Linked DNA regions of Homo sapiens: region 2 is linked to region 1. Evidence: chromatin contacts called from ENCODE Hi-C or POLR2A ChIA-PET data. All regions are on one chromosome and are shown on one strand. The core of a region is the stretch at or near the end of the contact, and the rest is flanking DNA. Distances in the headings are between cores, read along the strand shown. Region 1 overlaps PDYN-AS1 (PDYN antisense RNA 1). Region 2 holds the start of LINC03086 (long intergenic non-protein coding RNA 3086).

Region 1 (6,424 bases), core at 1,736-4,235:
GGAAGGTGGCCTGGGCAGAAGGGTCCTACATGGGCTCACTCCAGTGCCAGCAGCTGGTGCTCCTGGCTGGAGACCCTCATCTTCTGGGAGGCTAGGCTGTCTTTCTCACATGGGAGTGTCAGGCCCCAAAAGTCACCCAATGCCAATTTTGCCACACGGAGGTGGGAGCACAGTGCTGGGTTGATTCAGGGACACATCCAATTCAAGGGAGGGAAACAGACTTTATCTCTTGATGGGAAGAGGGCAAAGTCACATTGCCAAGAAGCACTGGGATGGGAGGGATCTTCCCAAACAATCTCTCACAGGTTGAAGTGGACATGCTGTTCATGAAGTTGTCAGAATCCCAAGATTCTTCTATAGCACATCACACCACCAGCCCTAAAGGGGGACCCTGGACCTCCAGGTCCAAGACAGTGACTGGAATCTGACCACTCCACCTGTGTTAGGCTGTTCTTGCATTGCTACAAAGAATACCTGATACTGGGTAATTTATAAAGAAAGCAGTTTAATTGGCTTATGGTTCTGCGGGCCGTACAGGAAGCATAGTGCTGGCATCAGCTCGGCTTCTAGGGAGGCCTCAGGAAGCTTACAATCCTGGTGGAACGTGAAAGAGGAGCAGGCACGTCACATAATGAAAGCAGGAGCAAGAGAGAGAGAGACAGGGGTCGAGGGAGGTGCCACACACACTTTTCAATGACCAGATCTCCTGTGAACTCAGAGCGAGAGCTCGCTCACCACCAAGGGGATGGCCCAAGACACACACAAGGGATCCGCCCTTATGATCCAAACACCTCCCACCAGGCCCCATCTCCAGCATTGGGGATTACAACTCAACATGAAATGTGGACAGGGGCAAATATCCAAACTATATCAACATCTATGGTCCAGGTGGCAAGATGGAGGAACAAATAAAAAAGAGGGGGAAAGGACATACGCGTCAGCTGTCCTTTCTGGAAGTTGCTATGTAACATTTCTGCTTATCTCACTGGCCAGATCTGAGTCACATGGCCACACTCAGATACAAGGAGGCTGGGAAATGCCATCTTTATTCTAGGTAGCCAATTGGCCCATTTAGAGTCTGAGGTTCTATTTCTAAGGAGGCAGGGGAGCACGGATATTAGAGATCCAGCAGTTTCTGCCACAATATGAAACCTTTGCCCCTGAGGTAGTACAATGTACTGAAAGATGTCACCCCAATTACCTTAAAATGGGGAACTTTTCCATCACTGGGCAGATATCTTTTAACCCCACAAAGGTTTAGAAGTCAAGCCTATATTATTGTGTAGTTGGTATTTAAAGTATTCACAACTTTGAAGAGGTTTTTTTTGCATATTAGAGTATGAACAAATTAGCCTTGTGACTCCTATTTAAAATATGTAATTGAGTTTAGACTTGTGATTCTTCCGTTGAGAAGCACATGAATCTTTTTATACTAAATTTATAAATGACTCCAGAATGTATAAGAGATCTTGAGATTCACTGTTGTATAAGTTTTTAAATTAGATTTTCCAAAGTGGTTTAAGTACTTTGGAAAGTTTTGCTTGTCAGGTCAGGCAATGAAAGTGTTTAAAAAAGGAAATTGAATACGTTAAATTAGTAAGTCCTGTGTAAAATGTTGAAGATAATTTAATTAACCAAGTTTGCAAATGGTATGAATCATTTAACCGAGTATGAGTCGATTGACCATTAATCAAAAGCCCCTTGAAACTGACTGCATAGAAATCGAATAATAAGTTTTGTAAATTGAACTTAAAGGCTTAAGAATGACTAGGGTTTTTTTTTTAAGCTACTGTATTACATTGAATATTAAGTAACAAGTACTTGCAAGAAACCTTTTCTGCATCCAAAAAATCCCTTCCACACTGACATTCCCGGATTCACTCAAGAGCTAAGTTGGGGTTTTAGGGTAACCCCCAAAGTCCTTGCTTGTCTGCTAACTACACAGTAACTGCCAGTCTGGGTAGGGAACATTAAGGGTATGGAATCGGCAGGACAAGGCACCTGACTGGATTGGGAGAGAGAAAGAGGAAAAGCGTCGAGAATGAGCTTGGTTCAGTTTGGGCACAGGTGAGTATGCAGAGAGCACCAGCAGGCCTTGGGAACTCCTAAAGCATCCCCACCATATCATCTCATCATCTCTCTCATCTCAACCTCCCAAGGTTACACATTGATCTTCACTGGAGATTTTCTTTTGGAGAAGGAGGTCCTAGCACACTCTCATGAAAGAGTTGGGGCTGACACTGAGGAGCCCTGGGGAGCCCTGGAAGAGAGGGTGTCTCTGAGAGCCACCTCCATGCTCTCTGCCTAAGGGACGGATCCTCAACGTAACCACAATCTGAAAACAATCATTGCTGACATTTGGGGTGGATGCTATGGGAGCCACATCTAGGCCCCTGATTCTGGCTGTCATACCCCTCCCCACTCCAGATCTAGGGGCATAAAAGACCAGTCACTCACCTCGTGGTAGTGCAGCTCCCACTCCAGAGCTCCCCTAGGAGCAGGCTGAAGCTAGTGCACAGCTGAGACCACTTTCTTGCTTGGCAGCATGCTGCAGAATGCTCTGCTGGCTGCCAGGGAAACTGGTCTGAGGGTCAGGCTCCCTCCTTCACCCTCAGCTTCCTTCCCTTCTTGGACAGCCACCTCTGCAGGCCCTCAGTGTTTGTGGAGTGAATAACTTGGGTTACATAAAGCCCTGGCACACAGTAGGCCCTCAGTGCAGTCCCCATTGACTTCCCAGAGGTCCAGAGTTTTCACAGAGATCCCGGGACGTCTCACAGGACATCTTGTTCCTCGGTAGTGACCTTGCTCTAGCCTTCAGGGCTGCACCTGGACTTCAGGGAGTCTTAATGGGGCAGGAGACCCCCCGGCCCCGCCCTCTGGGCAGGTGCGCGAAGATGATGCACGCACAGGAGGTGGCGGCCGCGAGGTGGGTGGGCGGCAGCCGCGTGTCTCTGATCTGGGAGCGCCCCCTCGTGGCGAGATGAGCCATGCACGTTGAGGGAGGATTTCCCCACCGTCCACGTGGTCTTAAGGGTTCAAACTCAAGGAGACAAAAGGAGAGACGCTCAGGGGATCATCTAATATAAACGGGCGGTCGTCAGCATTAAGATAAGAAGTCTTGGTGCTTCCTATTAAAATAAGTTGTTCTGCAGTGCGGTCTTTCCTCTTAGCCTGCAAATGATTAGGCAATTTCCTCACTGCAAAGAAAGGGAAATCCTGTTTGCCCCAGCTCTCATCGGAACCAGTGGAGAGTGAGCTTGGATAGTGGCGTTCAGAAATTTAAACCTCACTCGAGTAGAAAGCACTTTTGCTTCCTCCACCCATCCCATGTTTTCTCCATTTAAAATTAAAAACGAAGATAAAAACAGGCCGGAAGTATTTTGTCTACCCAGCTCTGCCTGAAGCTCTGGGGGAAATTTTCAGTAATGATGATGATGATGATCAAAGCAAAAATAGTAAACTATAAATGTGGAGAGCTCTCAACTAAGGTGGGAACGTCTGAGAGGAAGAGCTTTTCATGAGCCTAGAACTCTTAAAGAAAACGTTATTCGTGGCACTCGCTGAAGGTGGTGAGGCCAATTCAAGGTCCCCTGGCGATGGGTATAGGGATCGCTGCAGTGGGGTCTCATAGTGGGAAGAGAGATGGGGCTCAGTTCTGACTCCAACAGGGACAAGTGAGAATTTATAACCAAGGAGCAGAGCGGGGGTCCACGGATGGAAAATTACTAAGAGGAAACCTCAGGGATTTTCTGGCTAAACTAACGTGAGAGGATTATTGCTGAAGGCAGGCCAAGCTGATCAGATATCCACAATGGTCGGACACCAAGAGTGGGGATTTTTGCTAAACTGATTTAGCAGGATTCTTGCTCCAGCTGGAGTCTACAAGGACAGAGAGGCTGCCTAGTCAAGTGGAGGACTCAGAGGAGACAGACTAGTTTGTGTCAAAGGAGAGAGTCTTTGTCTCCTTTGACCAAACCCCGGGAGGTGCTATGCGTGAAATTCAGCTGCTCAGATGTGCAAATGAGAAAGTGCGCTTCTGTAAGAGAAGAGACATAGTATGGGCTTTATAATTTTAAAAAAACCCAGGAGGGATTTCAGGTAGTACGAAAAGAATGGGGGGACTGGAGTGAATGAATACTTGTCGAGCCCTTATTTTTTCCATGTGGCTCTTATTATTCTGTCAGGGACATTGAAACAGGAGTGACTCCATCTTGAATAGGGGCTGGGTAAAATAAGGCTGAGACCTAATGGGCTGCATTCCCAGGAGGTCAGACAATCTTAGTCACAGGATGAGATAGAAGGTTGGCAGGACTAGTATCACAAGATACAGGTCACAAAGACCCTGCTGATAAAACGGGATGTGGTTAAAACAAAAAAAAAAGAGCCAAAACCCACTGAAACCAAGATGGTGATGAAAGTGACCTCTGGTCATCCTCACTGCTCATTATGCGCTAATTATAATGCATTAACATGCTAAAAGACACTCCCACCAGCACCCATGACAATTTACAAATGTCATGGTAATGTCAGGAAGTTACCCTATATGGTCTAAAGCAGGGAGGAACCCTCAGTTCTGGAAATTGCCCACCCCTTTCCTGGAGCACTCATGAATAATCCACCCCTTGTTCAGCAGGTAATCAAGAAATAACTGTAAGTATACTCAGTTGAGCAACCCACGCCACTGCTCTGTGTGTGCTTTACTTTCCTAATAAACTCGCTTCCACTTTATGAACTTCCTCTGAATTCTTTCCTGTGCGAGGTCCAAGAACCCCCTCTTGAGGTCTAGATCAGGACCCCTTTCTGGTAACAATCACATCTTTACCTTAGCCTTGACAAATAAAGGCAATTTTTCCATTTTACAGATAGAGAAACAGGCTCAGAGAAGAAAGGGGCTGAGCTCAAAGTGACATCATTGAAAAGCAAAGGGCTAGGATTAAAAACCAGGCTCCTAATATCAACCTCAGTGTTTGCCACAGCACTGGGTCAACGGATCTACCGACACTCGTTCATCCATTGATTTATTCATCAAATGTTTATTGAATACCTACTATGCACCAGATACAGTTATAAGCACTGGGGATACAGCCACGTCCACAACTGGCTGAAGAAATTAGGGCTACAAATATTGCTGGGTGGGGAGGCTCAGATGACCAATGATATTTCTTTACTAACTACTTTCGTTTATCAGCTCATTCACCAATCCATTTATTTTTTATTTTATTTTATGCAAAGTGTTTACTGACTTATTTATTCATCCATTCTCTCAGTCACTTATTTTCTTATTTACTTATTCATTCATCCACTCAAACATTGATTCACTTGTTCATTCATTCTTTTGATCATTTATTTATTTATTCACCTGCTCATTATTTGCTCATTCTACTACTCCATCAATCATTTACTCATTCCTTCACTAATTCATACTCTCATGTGTCTGTAAATCTCTCCATCCATCCATCCTTCATTCCTCCTATACATCCATCAATCTCTCATAAATCCATCCATTCCCCTGTCCACCCATATCTCCCTGTCTTCTTTCTTTCCTTCCATTTCTCCCTCCCTCCTTCTTTTCTCCGTCCCTTCCTTCTTTCTTTCCATCTATGGTTCCTCCAGTCACTCCTCCATCAATCCCTCCCTTCTTCCCTCTATCCACCCCTACATTGCCTGTCCATTCTTTCAGGCCTCATGCTGACCCTGAAAATTAAGAAATAATACAACCCATTTCAACCTCCAAGGCACTTACCATCTAGTAGTGGTCAGTGACAAGAAGAAAGGGCACCATATCACTGTGATTAGAAATGAGACAAGAAGCTAGGGGAGGGTGGCAGAGAGGAACCCTAAGTCACCTGAGGGCTGGGAAATCCAGGCTGAGTCCTAAAGGAAAAGTCAGCCGCATTGAGCAGGATGGAGGCAGTGGGAGTTTCAGGCAGAGGGAATCGCATATATACACGCTTGGAGGCAGAGCGGGCACAGCGTGATTGGGGACGGGCAAGTGTGGCTGGATCTTAGGAAGGGCAGGGAGGCAGTGGAGAGATCACACCCACTACTCTCCCAGGCATTGCTTCCTGAGATTCTTAGCTTTGTGTATTGTGAGGATGGCCACATTTGGTGCTCGGTCTACCCTAGTCCCCCTCTGGCCTCCTCCATCAGCTTGACAGGGCAGTCCTATAGGATTGCAAGAAATCCAGGCTACCCATAGTGTCGTCGGTAACAGGGCTCACCTTTCCTCATCACTGTCAGAGCCAGCAGTGAAGAGAACACTGCCCAACCCCCCCAGGCTTCCCCTTTGTCTGTGGTGATACCCTGGGCTGTGATACCCCCACAGAAACATCTTCTAGATCAGCTCTAGCACAGACCTCCCCAGCTTCCACGCCTCCCCCATGTCTGATAGGTCTCCAGGCCCTGCCCCTTTCACCTCTTCATC
Region 2 (6,424 bases), core at 494-2,993, 240 kb before region 1:
ATAAAACAGAATGAGTGCTCTGATGAGCTGAGCTGAGGAGGCTGGCTTTATAGACAGAAAAGGGCTGAAGAAAGCAGAAACACAGAACAAAAAGCGAATTGGTTGTTTCAAAGTTATTTTCCTTGTAAAGGTTAAAGCAGAGAGGACTTCCTCATCATGCCAGCTAAAGCTGGTTTACTTGGGCATTTGGCTATATTAACTGTCTCTCTCTCCTAATTTCTAGGAAAGTCAAATAAGCAACTTAGTTTCAGCTTGGTGGCACGGAACTTCAGCATAAGTGACTCCATGTTGGGTTGATCTGTTGGGCATAGTGCAGGAGCTCAGTCCAAACCAATAGCCTCTTATAAATTTTATTTAACATAGTGATAACAACAATATGACCATGGTAATAATAGAGGCAGCTTACTATGTGCCTGGCACCATTCTAGGGACTTCACAATCTTTTTTTTAATGTCCTAAGTTCTTGAAGGCAAGGGGCTTTACAAATATTAACTACTGTAATTATTATAACGGTATTAAGTGGGTACTATTATTATCCCCACTTTTTAATGAGGCAAGGTTGAGAGGTCAACTAACTTGCCCCAGGCAAGCCCATGAGCACTTCCCACGTGCTAGAAACTAAGTCCAGAAATTGTACTAAGTACGATTAACTCGTTTAATACTCAAAGCAATCCCAAGATACCTGCTATCATTATCAGCACTTTCAGAGGGAACCAACAGAGCTCAAGGCAGCCTGAACCCGGAGCCCGCGCTTAGCCACCAGCTGCGTGGCTGCGGGCAGGGCGAGCTGACCCAGGCTGGGTGCGCGTGGGGCGGGGGCTGGGTAGAGATCTGTTCGCTCGAGTCCTCAGCAAGGGCCGCACTGGACGTCAGCTCTGAGTGTGACCAAGGCCCCCGGCTTCTCCAGATCTGGACGCCCCAGCCCGGGAGCTCCGTGCCAGCGAGCCTCTGAGCATCGCGGGCCGCTACTGCCCCCTGCCGCCGCCCGGGCCTTGCAGGGAGAGCTTGCCCGGAGCAGAGGCGCACGGCCACCGGGCCCCGGCAGCTCCCAGCCACGACCACCCAGAGACCCCGCAGAGGAAGCGGAAGCCGCCGCCCGGCACTTTCTGAATTCCCCTCTCCGCCCTCAGGTCCCTGCGGCCTCCCGTCACCTGCGTCACTTCTCGTGGGCTGGCGGATAGAGCCCGGCGGCTCCCCCACCCACTCGGCTCGCAGCCCACGCTCCCGACGCCCGAGTTGCCATGGTGAAGGACGCGGGAGAAACGCCGGAAGGGGCACGGACCCCAGGGAGAGCGCGGAGGCGGCCACGCGGGTCCTTCCTCCACCTGGGCCCAGGCACTTCCGGTCTCGTAGGCGTCGGGGAAAGCTCTTTGCGGACTTCGCTGCGGGCTTAGGACCTCCGACATGAAGGGAAGCGGGGGCTGGAGGACGCAGAGACTCTCCCTGGGCTGCTCGAAGGCCAAGGCTGTAACGCGGCTCCGGTCCTCGTTTTCCCGCCGTCGGTGCTGGCTGCCTGCAGTTGCCATGGTGACGCGGGCCGCGGGGCAGGGCAAGGTCCCAAGTCGCGTGCAGTTGCTCCTCGCCGTCGCCACTCTCCTGCCCCAGGCTGTGGGTAGCAGACGTCAAAAGAGATACACCAGAGCGCGACCCGGACTCAGGACCGCCCGGGTGGGGGCTGCTTCGGGCATTGGACACACTTCCCGGGCGCCTCGTGACCGCACACTCCTGGCCTCACACCTCGGGGTGGGTTTGCACGAGGGGGGGCCGAGCCCTGTCGCTGAGCGACACTGACCTTCTTAAGGCCACCTAGCTTTGGGTACAATGGATGTCTCATACTGAATTTTAATCAGCTTCTTACTGGAGGACATTAATGTTTGTTCAATCTTCGTTACTACAAAAAATACTAGAGTGGAGTGGTAATATCCTTGTATGTACGTGCACACGTGCAACTTTCTCTGTAAATTTCCAGAAGTAAAATTTCTATGTCAAAGGCCACATGCAATTTTAATTTTCATGAATATGACTAAATTGCTCTTCAAAGACACTAGCAAATTTACATCTCCACCAAAACTGGAGTCCGATAATTTTAATTAGGATTATATCAACAGCGATGAACTGTTGCAAAAGAATTTTCCAGAGCATTTTCCATTAAACCAATTCTTTGATCAGTTTTTTTTAATACAACATAGTTAAATAGTATCCATATCCATTTTTATTTTATGGAAATTGTCTTTACTGAGTGATTCTTTTACATATAAATTTCATGATAAAGATTTTACTTCTTTAAAATTTGTATGTCGAATTTTACTTTGGTTTCCATCATTGTGATATTTTGTATTTCATGCTTATTTTATTGAAAAAGAAAAAAAAAAGGGAACCCCGACATTCAGAAGCTAGCCTGGCATCACAGGTCCACCATGTTATCCTCCTATTGTACGTAGCGTCACAAAATAACAACCTCAGATATGGTTACAGAGAGCCTGATAAAGTGAGACATAGCAAATCTACTTTGAAATTTTGTCTAAGCACAGACAAAAACACAGTCACTGTGCCACTCACAAAATACCAAACACCCGTCTTGGAGAAAATGAGTGACTGCTACTTCTTTTTTTTTTCTCTCTCTTTTTTTTTTTTTTTTTTTTTGAGTCAGAGTCTCGCTCTGTCGCCCAGGCTGGAGTGCAGTGGCAGGATCTCGGCTCACTGCAAGCTCCGCCTCCCAGGTTCATGCCATTCTCCTGCCTCAGACTCCCAAGTAGCTGGGACTACAGGAGCCCGCCACCACGCCCAGCTAATTTTTTGTATTTTTAGTAGAGATGGGGTTTCACTGTGTTAGCCAGGATGGTCTCGATTTCCTGACCTCGTGATCTGCCTGCCTCAGCCTCCCAAAGTGCTGGGATTACAGGCGTGAGCCACCGTGCCCGGCCCCCTGCTAACTAATTACAGTTTTATCTTTCTTCTAGTTTGCCTTCTCTATAGATTAGATTTATTGAGATACCCAATCATGGAATTGGCTCCTGCTTCCTGACCACTTCCAATCTAGGGCGAATCCAACTTCCATAGGCCCTCCTTAAATTACCCATAAAAGCTCAAATCCAGTAATAGGTTCTTTATAACACCTCTTTTCGAAGATACCCCCCCATAGTTCTGTCATGGTATGTACTCTCCCTCAGTGCAACCCAACTTGTTCAACTATAGGTGTGTCCTGGTGGTCTTTGGCTAAAAGGCATTGACACTAGCAAGTTCTATTTTCTTTTCTTTCTGAGACACGGTCTCACCCTCTTGCCCAAGCTGGAGTGCAGTGGCGCCATCAGGGCTCACTGCAGCGTCAACCTTCAGGCTCAAGCAATCTTCCCACCTCAGCCTCCCAACTAGCTGGGACTACTGGCATGCACCACCACGCCTGGTTGATTTTCATTTTTGGAGACAGGCTTTCACTATGTTGCCCAGGCTGGTCTCGAACTCCTGGGCTCAAGGGATCTGCCTGCCTTGGCCTCCCAAAGTGCTGGGATTACAGGCATGAGCCACCATGCCCAGCCGCCATAGTTCCATTTCCTTTGGCAAAATTTTGTGGGTCCAAAAATCTGTCAATGGCAGTCCTCTACAAATGTTTAGTAAGGAGCAAATTTTACGTGGGCAGTCTGTTTTAGTTTGCATTGATTATTTCAACCAGATCTGATTTCCTTTGCTTCTTGTAATTTCCAGTGTTACCTTTAAGATGTGAGTCTTCTGAGTTCATAACAAATTTCACAGGTGCCATCTTAACCATTGTCAGTTTTATTTTGTATGATTTATAGACAAATCATACAAAATAAATGACTACCGGTGATAGTCATTATGAATCAGACAGAAGGTTGATAATTTTTTCATCTGCTTCTTGACTCAAGAACCTTCAGTAGGGCAGTGATGTAGGACCTGGATACGCAGCAAAGTAAAAATGATCTGCTTCAACCGGCAGGCTTGCTGTGTGCGCCATGCCCTTTACCAGGCACTGGGAACACAGGTCCTGCCATGAAAGTAATTCACAGTCTAATCAGAGCGATATAGGAGCTGGCTGGCCTCAACGTGCCAGATGGATGAGAATGAAAAGGGCCTTCCAAATGGAGGAAACAGCCAAATGCAACGAGTTTATTTATTCATTAAATATTTATCGAGTACTTACTTTGTGCCAGGAATTGGGCTGAGCATTGGGGATGCAGGAATGAGCATCTTCCATGTGGCCCCTGCTCTCCAGAAGCTCTTGGTCTGGTGGGGGAGATGCATATGAAACAATCGCTCCAGTGACTGCAATGTGTAATAACCACTGCAGAGAAAATCCAGAATTCTGTGGGAGCCTGGGACAATGGTAACCTGACAAGTGGGGGTCAAGGAGAGCTTCACTGAGAAACTCACTTTTAATCTGTGTGAAGGATGAGACAGACAAAGAGGAGGTTGTTCTTGGCAGAGGACACAATTCATGCCCTGAAGTGGGAAAAGACTTGACCTTTCTCATGGGATGAAAGCAAGCCAGTGTGGCTGGAATGAAGTGGGTTGGAGGAGGCTGTTGGAGTATGAATGAGGTGGACCGATATCTGATCCTGCAAGGGCTTGTCCACCATCCTAAGTTGTTTGCGTCTTAATTCAAAAGCAAGAAGTCAGGGAAGAGTATCAAGATAAGGGGTGGGGTGATTAGATTACAAATGCATTTTACTATGTCTATGGGAGAATGGATTGGGCGGCGGCAGGGGGGATGATAAACATCATGGAACCAATAAGAAGGAGAACACTGTAGTTGTTTACGGGAGCAACAATCACAATTGACCAGGTAGCACTCAGAGGAGGGAAATATCCATTGGAGCACTGAGGGTGGAAATGAGATTAGAATGGATTGAGGAGTGTGTGAGGTGAGGAATATCGGTGAAAAATATGAGAAACAACTGAGTTATGGACTGAATTGTGCACCCCAAAATTCATCTTAACTCCTAATGATTTTGAATGCCACTATATTTGGAGATAAGGTCTTTAAAGAGGTAATTAAGGTTGAATGAGGTCATATGGGTAATGACCTCATATTGACCTCATCCAATATGACTAGTATCCTTCTAAGAAGAGAGACACCCAGGGTGCACACACAGAGGAAAGACCATGTGGGGATACACTGAAAAGATTGCCATCTGCAAGCCAAGGAGAGAGGCCTCAGGAGAAACCAAGCTGCCAACACCTTGATTTTGGATTTCCAGCTTCTGAAACTGTCAGAAAATACATTTCTGTTGTTTAAGCCACTCAGTCTGTGGTATTTTGTTATGGGAGTCCTGGCAGATTAATATGAACCCAGATGTCCATATAATGAACAGTTGGGAAATAAATTATAATGCATCCATACTATGGGAAAGAGTCTTACCCTAAAATATGCCCATGCAAGTTCAAGACTTTGACTTTAAAAGGAGTTTAATTTCCATTAAATTTCTTTTCTTTGGCTTGTGAGGATTTCACTGCATTAGCAAAGACTGCTATTGAGCCTCTGGAGCAGCCTCCACATGGTCTTCTCTATGGTGACATAGTTGGTGCGGGTTGTAAGTAACAGACTCAGGCATCACTTGCATTGTTTCCTTTGTCTCTCTTATACTGCTTTTTAAAAAAATTTTTATGACTTTGAGAATCATGTGTGTATTTTGTTTCTGAAATTGTGCAGTAACTGTGTACCATCGGTTGAAATAGTAATTATCTTTTCCGTTTATGAAAATTCACCCTATGAATTTTCTTAGGAACAAACTAACCTTGTAATGAGAGGGATGACTGCGGAACTCTATGCAAATATTTAAAAGAATAAGGTAGGGAAAAATGAGGTAGAGCTAAATATAGTGACATGAAAAGATGCCCAAACCATATGGCTGAGTGAAGAAAAGAGGTGTATGTAGATTATGAAGCTTTTTTTGTTTTTTGAGTTTGTTTTTGTTTTTTTAGACAAGGTCTCATTCTGACTCCCAGGCTCGAGTGCAGTGGTGTGATCATGGCTCACTGCAGCCTCAATCACCTGGGCTCAAGCGATCCTCTTACCTCAGCCTCCCAAGTAGCTGGGACTACAGGCGCATGCTACCACGCCCAGCTAATTTATGTATTTTTTATACAGATGGGATTTTGCCATGTTGGCCAGGCTGGTCTTGAACTCCTGGCCTCAAGTGATCTGTGCACCTCGGCCTCCCAAAGTGCTGGGATTATAGGTGTGAGCCACTGTGCCCGGCTCTCTTTTTGTTTTCTAATACATATAACTATTTGTTAGTAGATGCTTAGGGGAAAAAAATCTGGAAACAGATACAGCCAATTTTTAAAGTATTGTAAAAATCATATCATTTAGGGGTCTCGGTTTTGCCAAATGAGCCCTGTTGATGAGTTGATAACCTCCTCTAGCAGGGAAACTGTAACACATGGTAATACACCGAAGGCCAAG

The links. Hi-C counts contacts between places; a loop is a spot of excess contacts on that map. ChIA-PET counts read pairs that join two places held with the same protein, here RNA polymerase II (POLR2A). Pooled maps may share reads with other maps.
Region 2: a pooled map shows a loop between it and region 1 (5-fold over the local background). The contact joins the promoter of LINC03086 here to the enhancer-like site in region 1. A Hi-C loop is called at or near these places in 6 of 50 pooled maps. POLR2A ChIA-PET finds 5 or more read pairs at or near these places in 3 of 52 experiments (CD4-positive, alpha-beta T cell, PC-9 and activated B cell).

Annotation. Positions count from the first base shown.
Region 1 is chr20:1,962,377-1,968,800 of GRCh38, reverse strand. It overlaps PDYN-AS1 (PDYN antisense RNA 1), which reads right to left. Exons shown (of 4, transcript NR_134520.1): 3 at 2,458-3,197. Among named protein-coding and RNA genes, the nearest start is that of PDYN-AS1, 18 kb to the right of the region's middle. RefSeq lists an enhancer at 3,689-4,239. Within about 2 kb of position 2,985, at least 6 of the 41 ENCODE cell types and tissues checked have a DNase peak (open chromatin) inside an H3K27ac peak, as active enhancers do.
Region 2 is chr20:2,202,247-2,208,670 of GRCh38, reverse strand. LINC03086 (long intergenic non-protein coding RNA 3086) reads right to left here and starts at 1,743. Exons shown (of 2, transcript NR_161305.1): 1 at 1,152-1,743. RefSeq lists enhancers at 1,350-1,469, 1,152-1,652.